2 separate regions of the Mus musculus genome follow, and region 1 is linked to region 2. A link is a loop called in an ENCODE intact Hi-C map of the cell type or tissue named here. Cell type or tissue: left cerebral cortex. All regions are shown on one strand. Links, peaks and the distances in the headings refer to the core of each region. The heading gives the core; the rest is flanking DNA.

What was found. Peaks named below come from ENCODE experiments on the same cell type or tissue, not always from the same donor. Only the 100,000 strongest peaks of a DNase experiment are listed, where the experiment ranks them.
Region 1: a loop joins it to region 2, with 3 times the contacts of the local background. A loop is called at or near these places in 8 of 42 quality-filtered maps.

What each region holds. Positions count from the first base shown.
Region 1 is chr13:85,210,812-85,214,791 of GRCm38, reverse strand. Ccnh (cyclin H) reads right to left here. Exons shown (of 9, transcript NM_023243.6): 8 at 2,878-2,938; 9 at 1,061-2,052. The coding sequence ends at 2,014. It overlaps Rasa1 (RAS p21 protein activator 1), which reads left to right. Exons shown (of 25, transcript NM_145452.3): 25 at 1-93. Among named protein-coding and RNA genes, the nearest start is that of Ccnh, 23 kb to the right of the region's middle. In left cerebral cortex, for the core only: no CTCF peak of the experiment used is centred there; no DNase peak of the experiment used is centred there.
Region 2 is chr13:85,284,312-85,288,291 of GRCm38, reverse strand. All of the region lies in intron 1 of Rasa1 (RAS p21 protein activator 1), which reads left to right. Among named protein-coding and RNA genes, the nearest start is that of Rasa1, 3.2 kb to the left of the region's middle. In left cerebral cortex, for the core only: no CTCF peak of the experiment used is centred there; a DNase peak (open chromatin) is centred at 1,502; H3K4me3 peaks cover 1,108 bases.

The DNA.
Region 1 (3,980 bases), core at 872-3,371, 74 kb after region 2:
TATTTTTCTGAAGGCCTAGATCCATAAAGCATTCGATTGTATTTCTCAAGAGATATTGTATACAAGGAAAAATGTTAAGTAATCAAGGTCTATTTCCCTTTGCTGAGGATCAAACTGAGAGGCCTAAATTGTATTCTTTAGAATATTATTGAGAGATTTCCCTAGCTTACATATAGGGCTGAATGCTACCATAAAGGTAAATTTACTCTCCTCACATAGTTTCAATCAAGTTAACGGTGGTAACAAAACAACAACAACAAAACCTGCTTCTTGGCTTTGTTGTCAATGCAGTTCCCATTGTTGATGTTGACAGTAACTCATCTCTGTCCTTAGTTTATAACGTGGAAAGGCTACAGACAAATTAATGTAAATATGGACTTTGGCAAACAGGGAGAGATCCGGACTCTAAGGCATTTTAGTTTGTCCTCACTGACTGTGAGTGTTCGGCCATGACAGCCTATTTGCCAATTTTTTTTTTTTAAGCCTGAAATGCTTCTCCCTTTTCTACCATTTATTTTAAAAGAAATCTGACTTATCCTCATTTTTGTATTATAGTGACATGCTCTGTCTTTTAAATTGGAGTGGGAAACGTGTTATTTACCTTCTTAGGCCCTGTAGTAACTAGGTGGTCAGTGATGAAATAAAATCTTTCAAACCTATTTTTAATGGGGATGGATAGGAAATTTTCAGAGAAAGATGTGGCCCTTGCTTTAATGCCAAATTTTTAATGATATGAAAGAAAAGCAGACACACTGCGAGCACTTGCAGTTCTGTCTATAGTCTAGCATGTTGTTCTACTTGAACTATACTTGGGCAGAGGAGTGTTCATTTTTACTCTACTTTTATAAAACCCTACAAATAAACTCAAGCCATAAAAATATTAGAGATGAAAATGCACATAGAGTAAACACCATTTACAAAAAAACATAGCTAAAATGCTACCTACCCTCCTGGGAAGTGTATCATGGAATATGTAAGCTAGGTAGATTTAGATTCAAAGTTGATTTTCTCAGAATTTCTTCAAGCCGGTGTTGCAGAAAAAGAAACATCAAAACAAAACACTGGTCTAATATATGCATATCTATCTTTATTTTGGTCTTAACTGTAACACATATTATTAATATACAGCAAATACATACTAGTATGTCAAGCACTGCTGTGACTAATCCCATCAGGAGCAGGCATTATTTTCCCCAATCTGTATTTGGGAAAATAGCACATTGAGGTATATAATTAACTAAAGTCATAGAAAAGTAGAGGCATATGTTTTGGGTTTTTATATTAAGTTATTTAACTTTAAATTTTTGCATATAATTTTTCTACAGATTTCTAGTCACTATAATGCCAACTTTATAAGGATTTACTGAGAGGTAATCATTTAATGATAAAATTGACTATATCATTTACTATGACTTATCTGTAGAAATTTAAGATTTTTTTTTATCTATACTCAAAAATTCTATTTTTATTTAAACCTAGAAGATATCTGTAACTGCATGTAATAAAATTTAGCACCTAAGTACTACGTAAGTGCCCAGTACATTCTCCAGCTTAGTAATGAATCATCAATAGTTCAGTCTACTGGAGAGACATCTGAGAAGCATTTGTAAGGGCTTCTGGAGGATAAAACCTATTTTCTTAACTTTTCAGATGTTTACCTATTGTTCAGGTTTTTTTTTTTTCTAGTATAATGCTTCTAAATGGAAAGGTTTGTTTATTATAGTTTGTCTAAAACAATACAAGGAAGTGTAGCACAGTCTGACTTTGTCTACCACAGGAGGACATGGTTTGCAACTAATCCTAGTGGATTATGAATATTCAAACTAGGTGGCATTCACCCCTTTTGAAGCTATATGTTATATAAAACAATCACAAAGAAAATATATAGAACAACTAGAAAAGTTTAATATATTTTGATGTTTTCACATTGTACTATTTTTTTAAAAAGTAAAATGTCAGACATGCTTCCTACTTCCGTTGGTTAATAAGTACTGCTGCGGTCATTTATTATGGTTAGAGAGAATCTACCAGGTCGTCATCAGTCCATTCCTCCTAAAGGGAAAAGAATGTGGTAAGGGTAACATTGAAGTATTGAGCCATTTGTTGTTTACCTCCCTCCCTTTAAGAAATTGTGGATTGACAACAGTCTACTGTAGATGGGTTTTTTTTTTTTTTTTTGAGATAGTCTCCTATTATGCCTTCAGCCAGCTTTGGATCCTCTATACCTCAAGTGCTAACTACAGGTATGTGCTAAGTCCTGCACTTGACTGTGATAACGACATGGCAGCTGCCCACTCTGTGAGGAGTGAAAAGTTATCCTTTGCCTGTGCTTATTTATCCTTGACTTCTTAAGAGAGAGATTTTAAAACTGGGGTAAGGCAAGGAAAGAATCCTGAGAGAATAGATAAAATTTAGCATCACTGCCTTCTATCGTAGGAAGTTACTTCAGTCAGGTAGCTTACTTTAGAAGTGGTTCAGAGTCATGTGAAAACAGCCCATGCATAGGCTTCCTGATTAGCACCACATAACGAGCAGCTGCCAACGTGCTCCTGCCATGGACTCCATTCCCCCTGAACATAACCCAACATAAATCTTCCCTTTAACGATTTCTTTAAAACTTTTACTGTACATAAACAGGTGAGTAAAAATTTAATAATTTCAAACTTTAGAGGTACTTGTAGTCCTAGTATTCGGTGGGCTCAGGTCAAAAAAGAACTGGGAGTTTAAGACCAACTTGGGCTACAAAGCAAGACACTGTTTTAAACGTTCTCAGCCCCACCTCTCTATAATGCTTATAGTAGTTCAGAACATACACACTAGCTTAGGTCATGCCAGAAAGTGTAAGTTATAGCGAGTTCTCTTCAGGGGAAAACATACCTCTTCCTGTTTGGGTTTCTTTGACACATAGTCATCATCTTCATAGCCTTTCCTCTTCTTCCTATAATTAAGCAAGTATCGATTAGCAAAACTGTTAGTGGCAACAAAACCTATAAAATAAGCTAGCACGGCCATGTGAACATGTGGTAGCCCTCAGCTACAATGACAGTACTCGGACTAAGGCACCAGTATTGCCTTCAGTTCAGTCTAGCATGGGTTAAAAAAATGAGGCCCTATCTTCAAAAACAAAATACATTATGTACTGAAGAGTAGGGACTAGATAGCTGGAAAGGTATTATCTGTGGATACAAAGGCAATATTTAATATTTAATCCAGTGTAGCAAGAACCTACAAAGATGAAAACAACGAAAACGTTGAACATACCCATAAGTCCCAGTTCTTGTGACTCTAAGGAGATTATTGGATAATCATTGGTTACACTGTGATACCTGGCCTCAAGTAAACATAGCAAAGAGAATCTAGAGGGAAAAAATGTTGGAAGACCTTGTCTTGGTTATCATAAAAGCATACTAAAGTGGAGTGCAGTGGTGGCACACACCTGCAGTGCCAACACTCAGGTAGGATAGAATAATTGAGAATCTGAGGCGTCCTAAACCAGACCCTGTTTAGGAACAAATAAAAGGACACACTATAAAAGCTATGGTTATTAAGAATATGGTGTTGTTAATACATCGGCAGTCAAAGCAGGACAGGCAAAACTGGCTCTGCATATCTGGTGACAGACTCAGTGGGGTTAGACACCAAGATGGACAGCCTGGTTTGTTCCCCATGGCTGTATGGAAAGAGGAAAACTGACTCTTTTATGTTGTCCTCTGCTCTCCACACAGGTACTTGCTTATTAAGTACATAACTGAAATACAATAAATGATTTAAAAACTGGATATACCTTTTAATTTTATTTGTGATTAAAAATTGTCAACTAAGAAAACCATGAAATAATACTCAAAAACAAACTAGAAAAACTACAAATATTGGTTAAAAAACAAACAAGCCCCCCAAAGCCTTTACCCTTCCTAAGCATTTCTTTGGCAAAGTAGTGTAAGAAAAAACATAAATAGGATAAACATCTTTTTTAAAAAAGA
Region 2 (3,980 bases), core at 510-3,009:
GACAAGTTTTGAAGTTTCAGGTTCCATATATAGGGATTTAATTTGATCAGTCATTTTCCCCTACAGGCACTCTTCCTGGCGTCTTCGTATGTTTATTGCTCTTTTGGGAAGACGTAAAAGTTTTTAAGATGGGAAGCATGGGAAACTGTATTCAGTGGGAACCGGATATGGTTCTGCCCCTTCCTAATTGAGATAGTGTCCGGGATTCAGCAGAACTTGGCACTATAAAGGCAACCGCTGTCTATTGTAACTCCAGTGCTCCCTGCTGAAGTCAGAGGCGTTGAGTACAAGTATTTAAATGACTATATTAATGTAAGTTGCAAATTCATAGGTCAGAATGTTTTGTTTTTACTGCAGCTGCAAACTCCTACTTAATGTCTGCTGGAAGCGTTGCGATTCATAAAAACACTAGATCTCTTTAGAGAAGTGGAGAGAAAAAAAAAAGTTCTGTGAATTACAGACGTGATTAAGAGCCCCCAGACTGAACACTAACTTGTTCCTTAGAATTATTAGATTTATTTATTTACATATAAATATATGCAATATGCAAATATGTTTTATATATTTATTATATCCATGACACTAAATATATTAAATATTTTTCCTTTTAGCATTTTGTTAGTGGAAATTAATTTGGTAGTTGATTGTGACATGATCAGGGCAAATGGCTCTCCCTCTAAAGTTAGAGTTCTCTCCTTAAAAGTGTTCTTTTCATAAGTGAAATGGGTATGTATTTATAACTGTAGGTTGATCTTGATGAAGGGAAAGTGTTGAGATGGAAAGTAGTAATAATAGGTCAGAAATGTTTTATAGATCTTTCATATCAATCATAATTGACCCTTAGAATTTCAATAGCATTGGTGAATATTAGGGAAAAAAGATTCGTTTCATATATTGACACTTTCTAAACACTTTAGAAGTTTTCTTTGGGAGGGTTAGCTTCTTTAAGAGGCTTAAGAAATGACTTTAAAATAACCAGGGAGGCATTTTGTAATGCGAGTACACTTTTGATTAGTATGGGTATTGTATTGTATCATAATGTAATTTGAAAATGCATTGGTCACAAGGCTTTGTTTTTGATGCATTTGTAAATTTCAACTTAGGTTTATTTTGATACAACCAGGTATGGTGAAAGGATGTCCTGTTTCTTTTAATGTTATTTGATACAAAGAATAACTTTTCATTCAATATTTTTCTCTAATTTGTATCTGTGTATTTCAGTCTGTCAGAAATGTTCTGAAAGGCTTAAAAAATTGCAGCACACTGTACATACTTTTGAAAACAATTATGTTTTTATTATAATAAAATACAGTATTTAATGCTGAAAGAATAAAGTATTGTGCCATTTTTGTAATTGAGTTAGGCATATTTAGAGTCTGTTTTTTAAAAAGCCATTTGAAGTTTTAATAATTTTATTTTATGGGTATGAGTGTTTGCCTGCATGTATGTATTTGTGCTGTGCCAGCGTCTAGTGACAGAGGCCAGAAGAGGGCATCGGGTTCCCTAGACCTGGAGTAACTGGTGGTTGTGAGCAGTTCTGTGGGTGATGGGAACCAAACACTGCTTTTCTATAGGAACAGCAAGCACTCTTAACTGCTGAGCCATCTTTCTAGTCCCAGGATATTGCTGTTAAATTATTTCTAATAAAGTCATTTTTTTGTTTTTTAAGACAGGCTCTCGTTCTAGTATGAGATGACCTACAGTTCTCTGAGCAGCCCAAGCTACCCATGAATTTGTGGTGAGCTGCTCAGCATCTCAAGTACTGGGATAGAATAGGCTTGAGACATCAGATTCACTTTCTAGTTTCTAACAGGCTTTTAAAGAGGAATTTAACATTGAGAGTAAAATTGAATAAGATTTTTAGACTAAGTTTTAAAGAAAAAGCATGATTATTTGGGAAAAATTTTGTTTGTGAGAAGTCTATTAGTATTTTCCTTATTTTAAAATATATTTAGGAATAAATATAAAGTTTACTAAGTGTTCATATTAAAAATGTCATATGTATATATGTGTATATATATATCTATATTTGTTATTTTTGAGGTTACAATTTAATTACTTCTTTTCCTTTTCTCCTTTTAAATCCTCTCACATATTCCTCTCTGCCCTTCTACAAATCCATGACCTCTTTTTAAAAATTGTTACTTAATGCCTCTTTTTATTTGTTTATACATACATATTTATATGTGTATGTATGTGCATAAACACACACACATTTCTGAGTATAACCTGTTGGATCATGTGTACATAATTCTTATAGTGCTGTGAATCAAATCCAGGGCTTTGTACATAGTAGACAGAATATCTGCCACTGAGCTACCTAGACAAATTTTCTAGTATGCCTTTAAAATTTACTACTAATTATTCAAATCCACTTCTTTTTTCCTTTTTAAAATAAGATTTATTCTCATATCACAGTCCACACTGAGTTGCCAGGAAGCTCAGTGTGTGTTCAGGAGCCTCAGGTGCTCTAGTTAGTGATTCCATTATCATCTCTTCTATTTGTGTGTGTGTGTGTGTGTGTGTGTGTGTGTATGGTACATGTATGTGGTGTGTGCTCAAGTATGTATGGATGCTCTTGCCTGGGTGTGTGTAGTATATAAAACTGTCAGGTGTTCTTTTCTGTCATTTTTCTCCTTATTTCTTTGAAGCCAGGTCTTTCTCCAAACCTTGAGCTCGAAAGCACATTTATTTACTATCTTCCAATAAATAGCCTCCCCCCATAAAAATATAATTTTCTTTTCATAAAACTGTTTAGTAATTCTTTTGGTATACAAATACCCTTGTTAGCTAGTTATTTTATAATTACCTTTTTTTTTTTTTTTTTTAATCAAGGTTGAGAGATGTTGCCCAAGCTGAGCTTGAATTTCTGGGCTCAAGTGATCATCCTGTTTGAGTTCCTGAACAGCTGAGATTATAGGGAAGTCCACCTCATTGGCTAAAATAACAGTTTTACTTATTTTTTTATTTACTTGTTTGGGATAAGCTCTTACAATGTGGTGCTGGCTGGTCCAGGGTTAGAGATTCTCGGAGTACTTGGATTGTAGGTGTGTACCACATGCCACGCCCAAATGCTGCTTTAGAACAGGGCTTCTGAAATATTTTCTATTCTTGACCCCCTTTTGCTCAATTTTTACCATGATGTTAAATATCTAAAATAAGTATACTAGTCAAACAATCGTTGATGATCAGTCAAAGGGAAATTTATTTTCAACGGCTCTTTGATGTATATATAATTTATAAAAAACAAGCAAATTGCAAATTAAGATAAATTTGTTTATTGTCATCTAACGAATTAAATCTTGGCTGAATATTTGATATTGTAGGATATAGAGCATCTTTGTGATTGATCAGAATTTTGGTCTTATAGTTGTCAGTGCTGAGCTTGTTTCTCATGGGAGATACAGGGTAGGAGACAAAGCAAATACAAATGGCTTCTATAAGTATAACATGGTAAATTGCCTTTCAGTTATGTATTCCTTACCACATATATAATATACATATAATATTACATATACATTTTAGCTTCTGTTGTCTTAATAGTTTTTAAGAGCATACTGTGTATCAGTGCAACTTATGGTACACTATTTGAATGTCTAGATACTGGTATATAGGTGTAGAACCTTGAAATTACATGTGTGGTTTTTTTTTTTTTTTTTGGAGTGACTTAAAAGTTATTATAACAGCTTAATTATCACCTCCTTGTTTTAACACATTTCAGAAGTATTTGAGACATTTTGGTGATTGTATATTTTTTAATGAGTTAAAAAATGAAAATCACAGGGGAAAAAGTGTAAATATGAAATGTAATTGGATGAAGATGAAGGATTGTTCAGAGAAATAAGATAAAAATTAGTCTATACAAATGTATAGGTAATCTTTTCAAATTCAGAGTATATTATTTATTGACAAATTAAAATAATGAAAATAAGTGAAAGAAGCATATCGGAATTTCTTACCATAATTTCATTAATTTTTTT